2 separate regions of the Homo sapiens genome follow, and region 2 is linked to region 1. A link is a contact called in ENCODE Hi-C or POLR2A ChIA-PET data. All regions are on one chromosome and are shown on one strand. The core of a region is the stretch at or near the end of the contact, and the rest is flanking DNA. Distances in the headings are between cores, read along the strand shown.

Region 1 (6,811 bases), core at 2,206-4,705:
AATGTCTCAAAGAAGATGAGACACGCAAGAAGGTAGGTGGCTGAGTTGCCATGATAAAAGGCTGTGGTCAAACAGGATAATTGAATTTAAGATTCCAGAGGTGAAGCCACTCTGTGTGATGACAAGGGCCAAGGCATTCAGCAAATGGCTGAACAGAAGCAGAGGTACCAGTAACTTCATCATTTCCTTCTAAGAGGTATTGGACAGGAGAATCTGTTTGTAGGCATGGAGAAGAGTCCATAGGTCTTGTCGAGAGATTGTTTTAGTATGTTTTGATTCAGATCAGTAAATGTAGCAAAAATGCTTTCATTCTCATTTTTCTATAACGAATAAAAACATGTTTTGTTTGTATTTATTGTATGATCGTCTGGCTTAAGGGTGCAGAAGATGGAGAATGCAACTCCCAGACACAACCACCCAGGAAATAGTACTGGAAAAAAATCAGGAATATTTACTTTCAAAATTCACAATTCTTATAACAAATAAATGTATCAACTACAAACATGTGCATGCTTGTGTTTTTGTGTGTATGTTTTGTGGGCAAACACTCTAAATCGGATTATAGGAAATTGCCATCTTTGTAGTCATATAAGTCAATATCAGCAATTGCATATTTTCATATTTTCTGGGTCTGCTATATGAAAATACTGACCAAGCTGAAAAGATTGGTTTTACAGATAAAGGGGATGGGGTGTTACCACACTACTTTATGTTTTTACAGAAAAAAAAACAAAAACAAGCACGGCTAAGTGGCAATTATATTTTGCTACTATTGCCAATATGATTCTATTAACTATGTTAAGAAGCTATAAAGTAAAATATTTTGCTGGTTACTTCTTTAGTCAACTCGAGTAGATATTATCTCTTGACTAATGAATAAAGGTTCATTTGATTATAAAATGCAGTAGTATATTAGTGTGATCTTGGCGCATATTATATGTGGTACAATAGCTAACTGGCATAGATTCTAATTCCGATGCTTTTATGTAGGCCTTGCTTCCCTATTAAAATTGGAAGTGTTAATTTGCCAGTAATCACTCCACTTTCTCCTATCGTCTAGCAAAAAGGACAGGCCCTTACTGCATGGATAAAATGTAGTAATGCATTTAGTGCTAGGCCATGATTTTAGACCTCCAGCTGTTTTACTGGTTGTATAACTAAAAATAAGATAATGTTATGCTGGGTAACCACGGCTTTTGTAGGCATTCACATTTTACAAATCACTGCACAGTATGCAAACCATTATATTTTTTAAATGCTTAAATCCGACCTGGGAGTCTCACACTTCCATTATTAAAGAAGAGCTTGCTAGACTGTGAAGTGGTCTGAATCCTGGAAAGGGAAGCTGGTGGGCTGAGTTTATACTGTCCGAAAAATTCCTCCACACTACCCATTCCTGAAGCCCGGTTGAAAACAGGCATTCCTTGCCGTCAACGATGAAGAGCAGAATTGTCAAAGGTTGATGGGGTTTTTTATTTTTATTTTTATTTGATCTGTAAACCTCCTACTTATTCAAATAATGCAAACCAGAGAGCAGTATATTGAGCAAGAACAGTGGCGAGAAATAGCATGCCTCTCTAAACAGGCTTACATTAAAAATGAAGGATCAGAGGAAAGAACTTTGCTGGTTCACATCATGCAAACACATAAAAGTCCTGTGATATTTATACTTCTGTGATCTAATCAGAAGCCCAAAGCATGCTGTCTTTAACTGATTTATTTGTTTTGCATGAAAGCATTGATAAATAAGTAGAGCTATCCTGAGCCACATTTTTACAATGGCATCTGCTTTCAGAAATCCCAGTCATTCAGAACAAATGCTCCTGGAGCACAGTGTCCCACATAGACACAAATACTGGTAAGGACTTGGTGAAACTGTACGGTATCTGAAATTGCTCTCAAGGTTCTATGGATGATTTACATTAAAAACAACAACAACCCGACGACGACAACTGAGATGGCCTTTAACTTCTCCAAACACTGCATCCCATATAGAAACCCGAGTTTATGTAGAGGCATCTAAAGCTCATATAAATGTGGTTGCATTCCCTACTTGGGCAGGGAAGACAGAGATCCCTGGGAAGCGAAATGATTCAGGTGTCAGTCAATCAAGGCCAAATAAAAAGCAAAACGTGTGTAATTAGAAGTGCATACATGTTCAAGCAATGTTAGCTGATTCTTAGATCCAAATTTTAACTCGCTTTTAATCACCGAGTGAGTAGTTGGGAGGCTGATCATAGGAATGGAAGAGAGAAAATAGGCTTGTCTGTGACTTCCAACCATTACAATGTTGGTCGAGGGGCCAGAGAGGAACCAAAGGGATTTGGGAGGGTGTATTTGAAAAATGAGACTTAGTATATAGGAAATGAGATTAGAAATCACTCCATGTGTGAGCTTTTAGGAGTGGATTTCTATGTGGGATTGCTAGAGGGAGAGGGACAAGGTTATTGATTCTGTGAAAAAAAGTGAAGGTACAAAGATCAGTCAAAAATGTAGTGTTCCTGGGAATCCAGAAAAATTAAGGTGTATAAAACTCATCTTTTCTAACAAGTTCCTCATGTTCTTCAAGAGTGAAGACTAGAATCCCTTCCTTCCCCAGCCTTTGTCTCCTGCACAGGTACTGTTCGCTACTCTTAAGGATGCAAAACTGGGTCTTCCATTAAGGCAGGAATGGGCAGGACTCCGTTGGTCTAAAATGTATCTCCTATGGGGCCAGGCATGGTGGCTCATGCCTGTAATCCCAGCACTTTGGGAGGCCGCGGCAGGCAGATCCCCTGAGGTCAGGAGTTCGAGACCAGCTGGACAACATGGCAAAACCCCATCTCTACCAAAAATACAAAAATTAGCCAGGTGGTACGTGTCTGTAGTCCCAGCTACTCAGGAGACTGAGGCAGGAGAAGCACTTGAACCCAGGAGGCAGAGGTTGCAGTGAGCCGAGATCATGCCATTGCACTCCAGCCTGAGCAACAAGAGCGAAACTCCATCTCAAACTAAATAAATAAATAAAAATAAAATATATCTCCTGTTGGGTTTGGCTCGGGATCTTTAGAGCCAGAGGGGAACTTAGAATCCGTCTGGTGCAAACCTCTAATTTTATACACAGGGACCTGTGACACAGAGACGTTAAGTGGTTTGCCTGAGGTCACACAGCTAATAAGCCATGAATTAAGCCAAATCTTTCTGAGCCTAAGTCGTGTCTTCAAGTTAATAGTACCAGACTGTCTGTACTTTCAATTCTTTCCACTCCAAAAAGGCAACTGGGAATGGTGAAACTAATTCTTCAAAATCATACCTATCCCCTTCACAAGGGACAAAATCAAATGTCAGAAGATAAAATGTCACAAGCCATGCTTTGGCATGGACATGAAGCACAGTCTGAGAGCCTGTCTGAGTGGACAAGAGGCTGTGGCTGAGGAGTGGCCAGTGACGAGCAGGGTGTGGACAGAGGCCTCACCTCCCCTCGGAGCGCCAGATGGCAAGCACAACTTCTCTTTGAGTCACCAAATCACTGAGTCACACCTTTCCTTTCTGGCTGACTCCAGCTTAATCCGAAGGGTGAGGTGAATATTCCCAGTCCTAAACTGAAGACTGTGCCTTTTTTTTCTAGGGAAAATGAAAGACCTAAGGAACTTAGCTTGGGGTTTGGTTGTTCTTTTGAAGCTTAACAATATCTGCATCTCAGGCCAAATTAACAATTCACATATATGTATATAAAAACATAAACATATATATACATTATATGTACATAAACATATATATACATAAACATATATATACATAAACATATATATACACACCATAAACATATATATTAAAAAACCATAAAACAAAAACAAAGGCCAACTTTTAACATATATAATGTATAATACATATTATACATTATATATGCTTGACATGTTAAAGTATTATATAATACATATATATGTATTGTATATGCTTAACATATATGTTTAACATAGATAATACATACATATTATATAACTATATATGTTTAATATACATATGCTTAATATATATGTTTAACATATATATGTTAAAGTTGGCCTTTGTTTTTGTTTTACGGGTTTTTTTAATGTCCTAAAAAAGCCCTAGGGCCTTTGTAAGCATTTTCAAATAATGCCAAGTTCTTAACATTATCCTTTGAAGCCCTGCAAGTTCCAGCCAATTTGGCCCCTACTGTCTTCAAGTTTAAGTGCAACACTTTTACTTCAGAAAAATTAAACAACAGACATATGACATGAAGTCATCTAAGTATGTTGATGCTGTGTCTTCACATTTGCACCAGGTCCACAGATACGACCCCTCCACTCTCAGCCAATCCAGCTCCTAGGATTCAACGTTCTGAAATCCAGGCTCTTTTCGATCAGCTCATTGAAAGCGCGTTACCTCTGCACTCTGCCCTATCCCCACCTTCCTGGCTGTCCCATGTCTCAGCCTAATGACAACATATTAACTAATTTACTTTATCAGTCTTGTGGTTGCTGGGAAAATATTTCACAGATTAGATAACTTATTGAAGAAGGCTGAAAGTGCCTCTTCTCTCTAGCCTTGTGGCAATTAGTAGTCACTCAGCCCACCTACAGTTTGGTTCCCATCTCTGGAAGGTGCCCGGATGTTCTGAAGCCCTTCCTCTCATTCTTCCTTAACTATGCCAGGTATTCTGGAAAACTGAAAGGCCAGAATAACATCTCATTTCTCTCCCACTTCCCCCAAAATATTATATTCATTGAGTAGAGAAGCTTTTGACAAGGAAAGTCTTCAATAAACAAATAAAGCAGGCTTTTTTTAAAACTCTGAAGTTATCTCAAAGCAGATATCACATTCAAAAGATGATGAGAATTAGGCTTTCCCCCACCCACCAATCACTCTACTGAAAGCCATTAATATTATTAGTTGCAAATCCATTAGGTTAAATTGCCTCATCACATTTTCTAGACCATGATCTAGGAAATGTAAAGATGAGGGGTAAAGAGTGAGGACAGATTCCCCTGGAAGAGAAGTTATGACCACTCAGCAGGCAAGATTTTTCTACTGAAAGGGGGCAGTTCAGTGGGATTCTCTTAATGTGAAACCCTAGGGTTTCACATTAAACTTGTTAGTGTATAACTAGCACCCTTGCTTTTGCTAATTATATAAACCTGTTAGCTGCTATTATTTCTTGACCATTTCTTTAGTCAGTGTTGCCCACTCCCTAAGTTTAAAAAAGTTACATAAAGTTGTATTCATACCTCATCAGTGGGTGATGCTTCTGTATCTTTGTCCTCTGAAGATGATGTGGAGAGATAGCCCATCAACAGTGCCTTCTATAGCTCTAGAGATACCCTCCCTGGTCTCCGAGACTTTGGCTGTTAAGTTTGGTGCTGCTCAACATTTTAATATTTTTATTATTGCTATAGAAATATTTCTTAATTGTAGATGTTTAAATATCACTCGCCATTTGTTGAATCTCTAAGAAACTGGTGGGTTTTCTCATTTCTGCTTCAGAAACAAGGAAATAAGAGATTAGGTGGTACTCAGGATTAGTATTCTTCCTGAATCCTGTTTCACAGCTCCCTAAGAGGCAGCACCTGCACAAAGAGGGAAGAGGATGGGCATCTTTTTCTTGGAAGCAGGAGCACCTGGGTCCCAGTCCAGGCTTGCTCAGCCTTTCCCTAGCTGTGTCACTGTAGGCAAGTTACTTAACTCCTGTGAGACGCCTGTACTTCCTCAGTCGATGTATCTACCTTGTCAGAGGTCAATAGAATAAATTGTGGAGAATAACTAGCATAATATTAATAGATAATAGCAACTATCGTGAGGCCCGAAAGAGTCAGGAAGGCAAGCTCTATACACAATTGGTTCAATCAGTCATTCTGTTGTAATTGACTGACTGGACATGCTAAGTGGCATAAAATGTTAGGCTTAAGCCTACTGTTAGTTCAACTGTTTAGGGAGATAATTTTGACCCCACTCAAAGATATCCCTCCTCATCCTCTATTAAAGTAGTAAACTAGAAAGCAATACATCTGGAATAGAATGTCTTATTTATGTCATAGAATAAAATATATTGCTTTTGTAATGGACCTTGTCAATTTTCCCAAAGCCTCCCTCCCATCCCATCACTTTCAATCATGGAGATCGGGTATCTTGGTGTCCCATCTGCAGGGTGGATCCCAATGGTCCTGTGCTGGTCAGTTTAATTATTGGTTCGGGAAGGGGCGTGTAACCCATGCTAAATTAATCCTAGGGATGTCCAGGATTTTGTTTAGTGGTTGAGGGAAAAGCAATTCTCTCTTCCTCTAGGAAGGCATGGTTTGCCCATAAAAAGCCTGGAGCTGCTGCAGCCACTTCCCGCTCTGAGAGAATCCAAACTGAGGATGAAACCAACCACCAAAAGAAGGCAAAGGAAAAATAATCTCAAAGAAACAGAGCTGGGGAGCTGATCAAAGCACTCTGAGGCTTCCTAGAATGTTGACCTTTTCAATTTCTTGAGCCAATAAATTCCTTTAAGTCCATTTAGAATTGGGTTAGCTGGTATGTGTGGCCTCATGTATGTTAACTGTATGATTTCTTGAGCTGCACTATTATACTACCACCCTTTATCAAGGATTGATGTACAAAACCCATTATATATGTTTCTGCATCTTCTGGAAAACCAGTCTTGAAGGCATTATATTACCATTGTCCTTTAAAAAACAAATCCAGCTAAGTGGGGTAGCTCACGCCTATAATCCCAGGTACTTGGAAGGATGAGAGGGAAGGATCACTGGAGGCCAGAGTTCAACATCAGCCTGGGCAACACAGCAAGACCCCATCTCTAAAAATAAATAAC
Region 2 (5,994 bases), core at 306-2,805, 170 kb after region 1:
TTCTCTGCTGTTACAATCACACCAATCCCAATGGGGTCTTTAAAACTGTCTTTGCAAGATATGCTGTTAGGTTGTTCCGAGTAACCAAAGTTATCATCACTCTCACGTTTCTTGCTCTGGCTCTAGCCCCAAAGGGAAATTCGTTTCGCCAACTGTTTACGTGCCATGTCACCAGCCTAACTGGAAATGTCAAAAGCTGATATCAGCCCTAAAAGTTTCACTGATTTCAGAGACAATGGAGGCAGTTCTAAACAGATGTCTAAATAGAATCCCATAATCAGAAAGTGGTTAAGATAAATTGTTTAAATAAAACAGCAAATTAATTAATTTCAGATTTTATTCCCTACTCAAGTGCTCTTTAATTGTGTGGATTAGATTATACTCCCCTAGGTAAACAGTCTCCAATATTGGGGATGGGGGAAGGGAAGGAAAAAGCAGAGGGCAAGGAAAAGATCTGTGTCAGTGAAAGACTACAAAGGGAAAGCAAAATGACTGTGCAGGAGGAAGAAAAGACTAGAATGGTTGATGTTAAACCCTTCCAAAAAATGATCTTTATAGGCTTTGTGCGGGATATAGCCACTAGAAAGGAACTGTGGGTCTATCAACACATAAGTAAATGAATAACAGTCAAAACAATGAAGTTCTCAGTATTATTAAAGAAGAGAAGAAACATTATCCGGGTAAGTTCAACACAAGCCCCACAACTCACAACGTGCAGTGGAATCCTAGGGGTAGGAAGCCCACAGCAGGGAGAAAACTGCCCTAAGGGAAGGTGCTTTACCTTGCTGACCCTTATAAAATCTTATCTACTAAATGAATCACTCAAACCTCGCAGGGGTGAGGTAAGAATCCCTGGCTATGTATGTAACAGATGCATTCCTTGGTAGTGACTACACACAATGCACGTAAACATGCTCGCACGCAGCCTGGCACACATCAGGGCCTCAGTAAATTGGGAATCATCATCATATGCAAACGCCTATAGTATGGGGGTCTGGAGATGACAGCGACCGGAAAGCATGGCGTGCGGACTCAAGAGGACAACCATTCTCTTCCTTTAGTTAAAAGCCATTCTATTAAAACCCTATACAAGGCACGACCGGTTACCCTCGGAGACCCTACTCAGAGAGGTAAGGCAAAGCGAGGAGCCTGAGAGGAACTTTTCCTGGGCTTGCAAGGTGTGCGCGAAGAGGGAAAAGGTGGCTGTACGGCGCCCCGCGGCTGCAGTGGCCGGGATTGAGCCCGCGGCGGAGCGAGCTGCGCTTGCGCGAGGAGGAGGGCGGAGCGGAGGACTCCGCGAGCGCGCGGCAGCGAACGAAGCGCGCACCAGAACTCGCTCGCGGGAAAGCAGCGGAGAGCGCAGGCGCGCGCCGCATCGCCCGCTCCCCCGCCCCCAGATCCCGCCCACTTGGCTCTACGCTCTTCTCCCCGCCCCCTTTCCTTTCCCGCGTAGGGAGGGCCGCGGCGCGAGGCCTGTTTGCGTCGCCGCCACCGCCCCGGCGCAAGCGCAGTGGTTCCCCCGGCCGCGGGGCGGGGCGGGCGGGGCCGTGCCGGGCCTCACCTCCGGAGCACTCCGCCCAGCAGCGACGCGTTGAGACACTCGGGTGGTGAGAGCCGCCGCTGCACTTCCGCCACCGTGACCTTGTACTTCGAGGTGGAGCTGAGGAGCGAGAGGCGACCCGGAACTGAACAGAAGACTTCGTTGGGGTTCACCACGCCGCCGAAGAGGTTGTCCTTGTTAATAGGGATGGCGGAGACGGCATTGCTGTTGGACTTGGACAGGGACACGGGGCCTGCGGAGACAGAGGGGAGGCCGCGTGTTGGGCGTCGTGGATCACCCCCAAATCCTGCCCGACCCCGGCCCTCATCCCGGCCAGGGCCGGATCCCAGGCTTTGGGCCACAGTCCCCGCTTTTCCGTCCGGCTCTGAAATTCTGTGGCTCTGCTACTTCCCTTCCTCGGGCTCGAGCCCTTCCCTACCTCACCCGGCGGCCGGGAGGCGGCCCTGCCCTCCCCCAGCCAGCCTGGCCTGCGTTTCTGCCTTGACCCTTTCCCCTTCGCCGTCAAGGGTGCTCTCTAGAGATGGGTGGTGAAATTGGTGACCCCTGAGGCGCTGAGCATCCGAGCGGAGTGGGCCCCAGATGAGGTCCAGGACCACGGGTTCAGGGTGCAGGGGAGGGAATTACATTTGCAAACCGAGAGCAAGTTACTTGTACTTCAGGGGTTTTGCTGGGTGGGGTTTTAGTGTCGGGGAAAAACTGCTTCAAAGACCCATTATTAAAATCAGCCGACAATTTAGATGGCTAAAGCACCCTGTAAACGAGCGTTTTAATTGAGGCACCACGCTGGGAAGTGGTGGATTTTGTTGTCCACACCACACGTCCCGTCTTTTTGATAAATAGGCCCTTTCCTATGTTCAATTTTGAAAACGTCTCAGTTTTGGAGATCCATTCCAAGGCCAGTTTTGAACTGCGGAGTGGGGAGGGAAGAACAGGCCTACAGTGGAATACTAGCAATGTGCCCTTTTGTTAAGTAAATACTTAACAGTCCTCTGCTAAAGCGCCTTTATTGGGAAAGTGGGTATATATACTTCCTAGTTAAAACCATAAGCTCTTTATTGCTGGACTCACCACTGTTAGAAAAAAAAAAAATAGAAGACCTGCAGAAAGTATACTAATGCATTACGTTTCTCAGCACCAGTGTAATTCAGATGCATTCACAACCATTTAAGTACAGTATGCATTGTATTTTAAAATTCCATTTGGAGACATCATATGCACACAATCTCATCACAGTGTTCCTTATGCGTTCTTTAATGGGGATATGCTAGAGGTATAGGGAGGTGGGGGGCTCTAGGTTTTGGATAGATCACTTGTGACATTAATAGCTCTGGGGAGGCTAATAGAGACAATAGGAGTTAAACGAACTCTTGAGAGATTACTAATAAAAGAGCCAATTATCATGTCGACTTGGAAAGAGCATCTCTTAAGATTTATCCCTTGCACATCTAATTTGACGTGACAAAGACTTCACAGATGCAAAAATGAAACTTTAAACTAGCTAACAATATACTGATTGGGGTTAGAAATGAGAACAGTTTTATATAGCATCGTCCTCTGGTGGTGCCTAGAATCCTGAAATGTAACATTGCCACCATAACCAAAAAAAAAGCTGCTACCAAGAGTGAATAGCATTTAATTCAGTAAACTTTATTTCTACTCACTAAACACAATACAGATTACAAATCCATGCAAATCACTTGACACTTTTCTAACAATTTCTCCTCTGAACAAGTATGCTAATATTCCTCCCATCTTCAAGATACTAATTTTAACCAAAAGCTAAAATTTTGTTAACCTAATTCACAAAGTTCTAAGACCCTTAAACAGCTAACAAGAAACTAAATTGAAGAACATGAATGTTTTTTTCCTCTACTAAAGAGTGCTTCTTATCATCTGTTCTTACATTAATGTTAAATTATTTGTACTATTTTAGCATTATACACTTCTTAACCTTCATCCAGGCAATGGATTAAACTATCAAACTGTTTCAAAATTGAAATGCCACTTCCAAATCAGTTCAACTACTGTACATTTTGTGTGTTTGTCCAAATATCATTAAACTAAATTAAATGGTCAAATCATGAGTCAGAACAAAGCTAGCCTGTTGGCATTACCAACATACTGAAGGCTGATTATTTAAGCATTGCTGTTCTGTGCCTATCTATTTGCTAATTCTGAGCCTTTAGGAAATCCTATTTGGAAAAAATAAACACATCTCTGCAAGTTCTTTTAAATAGCACTCTGCCTGTAAGGACATGCTTGGAATGCAGAAGGAAATGGCTTACCTTTCTTAATTACAGTTTGATCTGGGATGTTAATACCCGGGTCTTCTACATGCTGCAACAAAAGGATACACATGGATGTAAGTGTATCATCAAAACAAAAGGAAATGAATATTCCCTGCAAGATGGGAGGAGGGGAAGGTGTAGAATCAAAATTCCCCCTCCCGTATAATGACATTTATATATAAACATCTCATCTTGGCTTATTGGAATTTGGGGCTTTGCAACTCAAGAGGTTTCACTGCACACCCATGGCCAATTTCTCCTCCTCCAGCAAATAATCCATGTTTAAAAGGGGTGGAGATGGGGAATAAAACTTTCTTTGGAAATTAAATCAAGTGTTGGAGCACCTAATCATTCTCAGTCAGTTCAACATTTAGAAATGTACCTAGCTTTAGATTGGCGCCTCAGCGGCTTCTGACTTTAGCAATTCCAGTGTTCAGGCAGCGAAAGCCAGGGAAACACAATAGAAATGACAGGGGCGGGAGTAACAGGAGAGTGTTGGAAAAGAAAAGGTTTAGGTAGTATAATAAAGAGCAAACACACACACCTTTATGGAAAACTCCACATAAATTTTTAGAAAGACTACTGCCTAAGCCTGGGTATGATAGGAATATGAAAATGACCAAAACCAAAAAACCTTTGAGCTTGCTTTCCTGTTGTCCAACAGCAGGTTTGTTGTTAGTGTGGGGTGTTTTTCTTTTTCTTTTCTTTTTTTTTTTTTTTTTTACAGATGGATGGGTATACGTGTGCGCACTAGAGTCAAAACGTGATTAGAAAGTAAAATGAAGTCATGTTTTCTAATGCAGAAACTGACAGGCAATATAATGTCTGGCTGTGTTTACAAATTAGCACCAGGGCTGCTGAGATAGAAGATTTTGCAATCATTACCAAACACAGGCATTACCATTTAAAAAACTATTGCTTCCTTCTCTAGTCTTTGTCCAACAATAATACTGATTCGAACATTTTCCATTCTGTCTTGGATTTATGCTCCTGTTAATTGTGCCTGATCGCAATGATTCCGGGTGGATGGTACTAAGTTGCTTTATTACAGGTTTTATTATACTCAATGCTCTCATTTGTAACTTGCCTAAAGTGCTTCTGGATTTAAGTATAATTAAATTGAGAAATGTTCAGAAATGACTACTGCTGCAGTTCTTGTGTTTTAACTATATGGGGAAATATGATCCCTTTATGCATGCACCCTAAACCCATAAAGTAAATGTAGTGTGGCATAATACTTTTATTTGTGTTATTTCTAGACCTTGTCCATACAGGGAAGACTGTTAAGTTTAAAACCCCACTGAGATATTAATGATTAAATAATTTTCACCATCGATTTGATTTTCTTAAATATTTAGCAGTTATACTTACTAAAGGTTAACTGTTGCAGCAATGGGAAAAAATTGAAAACAACCTTTTTCTTGACCCAAATTCCTTTGAAAGAATTTTTTTCTTAAAAGATGGGGGAGGGAGAGGGAAAAACAGCAACTGGGTTTCCTTGTTTTTGTTTAATCTTTTAGTTAGTTTCTCCTACTGACCAATTTTGCCACAAAGAGTGAGTATACAGGTGTTAAGAATTCACCTTGAAATTTTTGCAAAGTAGAGCAATTCTCATTCACAGTAGTTCCAAAAGCTTGCAACATTATTTTGCAATTCAAATATTTTCAAAGAACAAGCAAGGAAAAGATTCAGAGTGCTTTGGGAAAGGGAACTAAAATAATCATAACTCCCAGTTCATGTTTAAATTGCTCTTATATAAATTAGTGCTCCTCTCACTTCCAAAAAAATGCACTGTTAAGTATCAGTTTCTAAAAACATGTAAGTATGAACACACATATACAGACATACAGTGCTCACTAAACCTTATACTGGATCAAGTGCCCACTTTCCTGCCTTCCATGCAAGGGCTGCTAAACATAACCAACAAATTTCAGTGACTAACTGGGCCAAATGAGAGATGTAATAAATTTTCTATTTTCCTACGGAACTTAAATAATGTTTTAAATTCACCAAGCAAGGAGGTAAGTTCATCTGACCATTTTCCTTACAATCTAATGTAGTAATCATTAAACTGTCAACGGACATACTGCTGCAATATTTGATGCAGTAATTTGAAATAGCATTTTAGTAAAAATCACATCCAGA

What was found. A loop is a pair of places that touch in the nucleus more often than their neighbours do. ChIA-PET counts read pairs that join two places held with the same protein, here RNA polymerase II (POLR2A). Pooled maps may share reads with other maps.
Region 2: a map of MCF 10A shows a loop between it and region 1 (4-fold over the local background). The contact joins the promoter of TFAP2A-AS2 here to the enhancer-like site in region 1. A Hi-C loop is called at or near these places in 5 of 168 maps with a recorded cell type or tissue (A673, MCF 10A, PC-9 and 2 more) and 2 of 50 pooled maps. POLR2A ChIA-PET finds 5 or more read pairs at or near these places in 4 of 52 experiments (A549, A673, BJ and 1 more).

Annotation. Positions count from the first base shown.
Region 1 is chr6:10,234,381-10,241,191 of GRCh38, forward strand. No RefSeq gene overlaps it. Among named protein-coding and RNA genes, the nearest start is that of TFAP2A-AS2, 170 kb to the right of the region's middle. Within about 2 kb of position 3,456, at least 3 of the 41 ENCODE cell types and tissues checked have a DNase peak (open chromatin) inside an H3K27ac peak, as active enhancers do; they include mammary epithelial cell, where a contact is called at or near this core.
Region 2 is chr6:10,402,947-10,408,940 of GRCh38, forward strand. It overlaps TFAP2A-AS2 (TFAP2A antisense RNA 2), which reads left to right and starts at 1,556. Exons shown (of 1, transcript NR_145448.1): 1 at 1,556-4,981. It overlaps TFAP2A (transcription factor AP-2 alpha), which reads right to left. Exons shown (of 7, transcript NM_001372066.1): 3 at 3,847-3,898; 4 at 1,562-1,793. RefSeq lists enhancers at 98-1,297, 1,210-1,504, 1,300-1,917, 1,728-1,837 and a silencer at 1,218-1,597.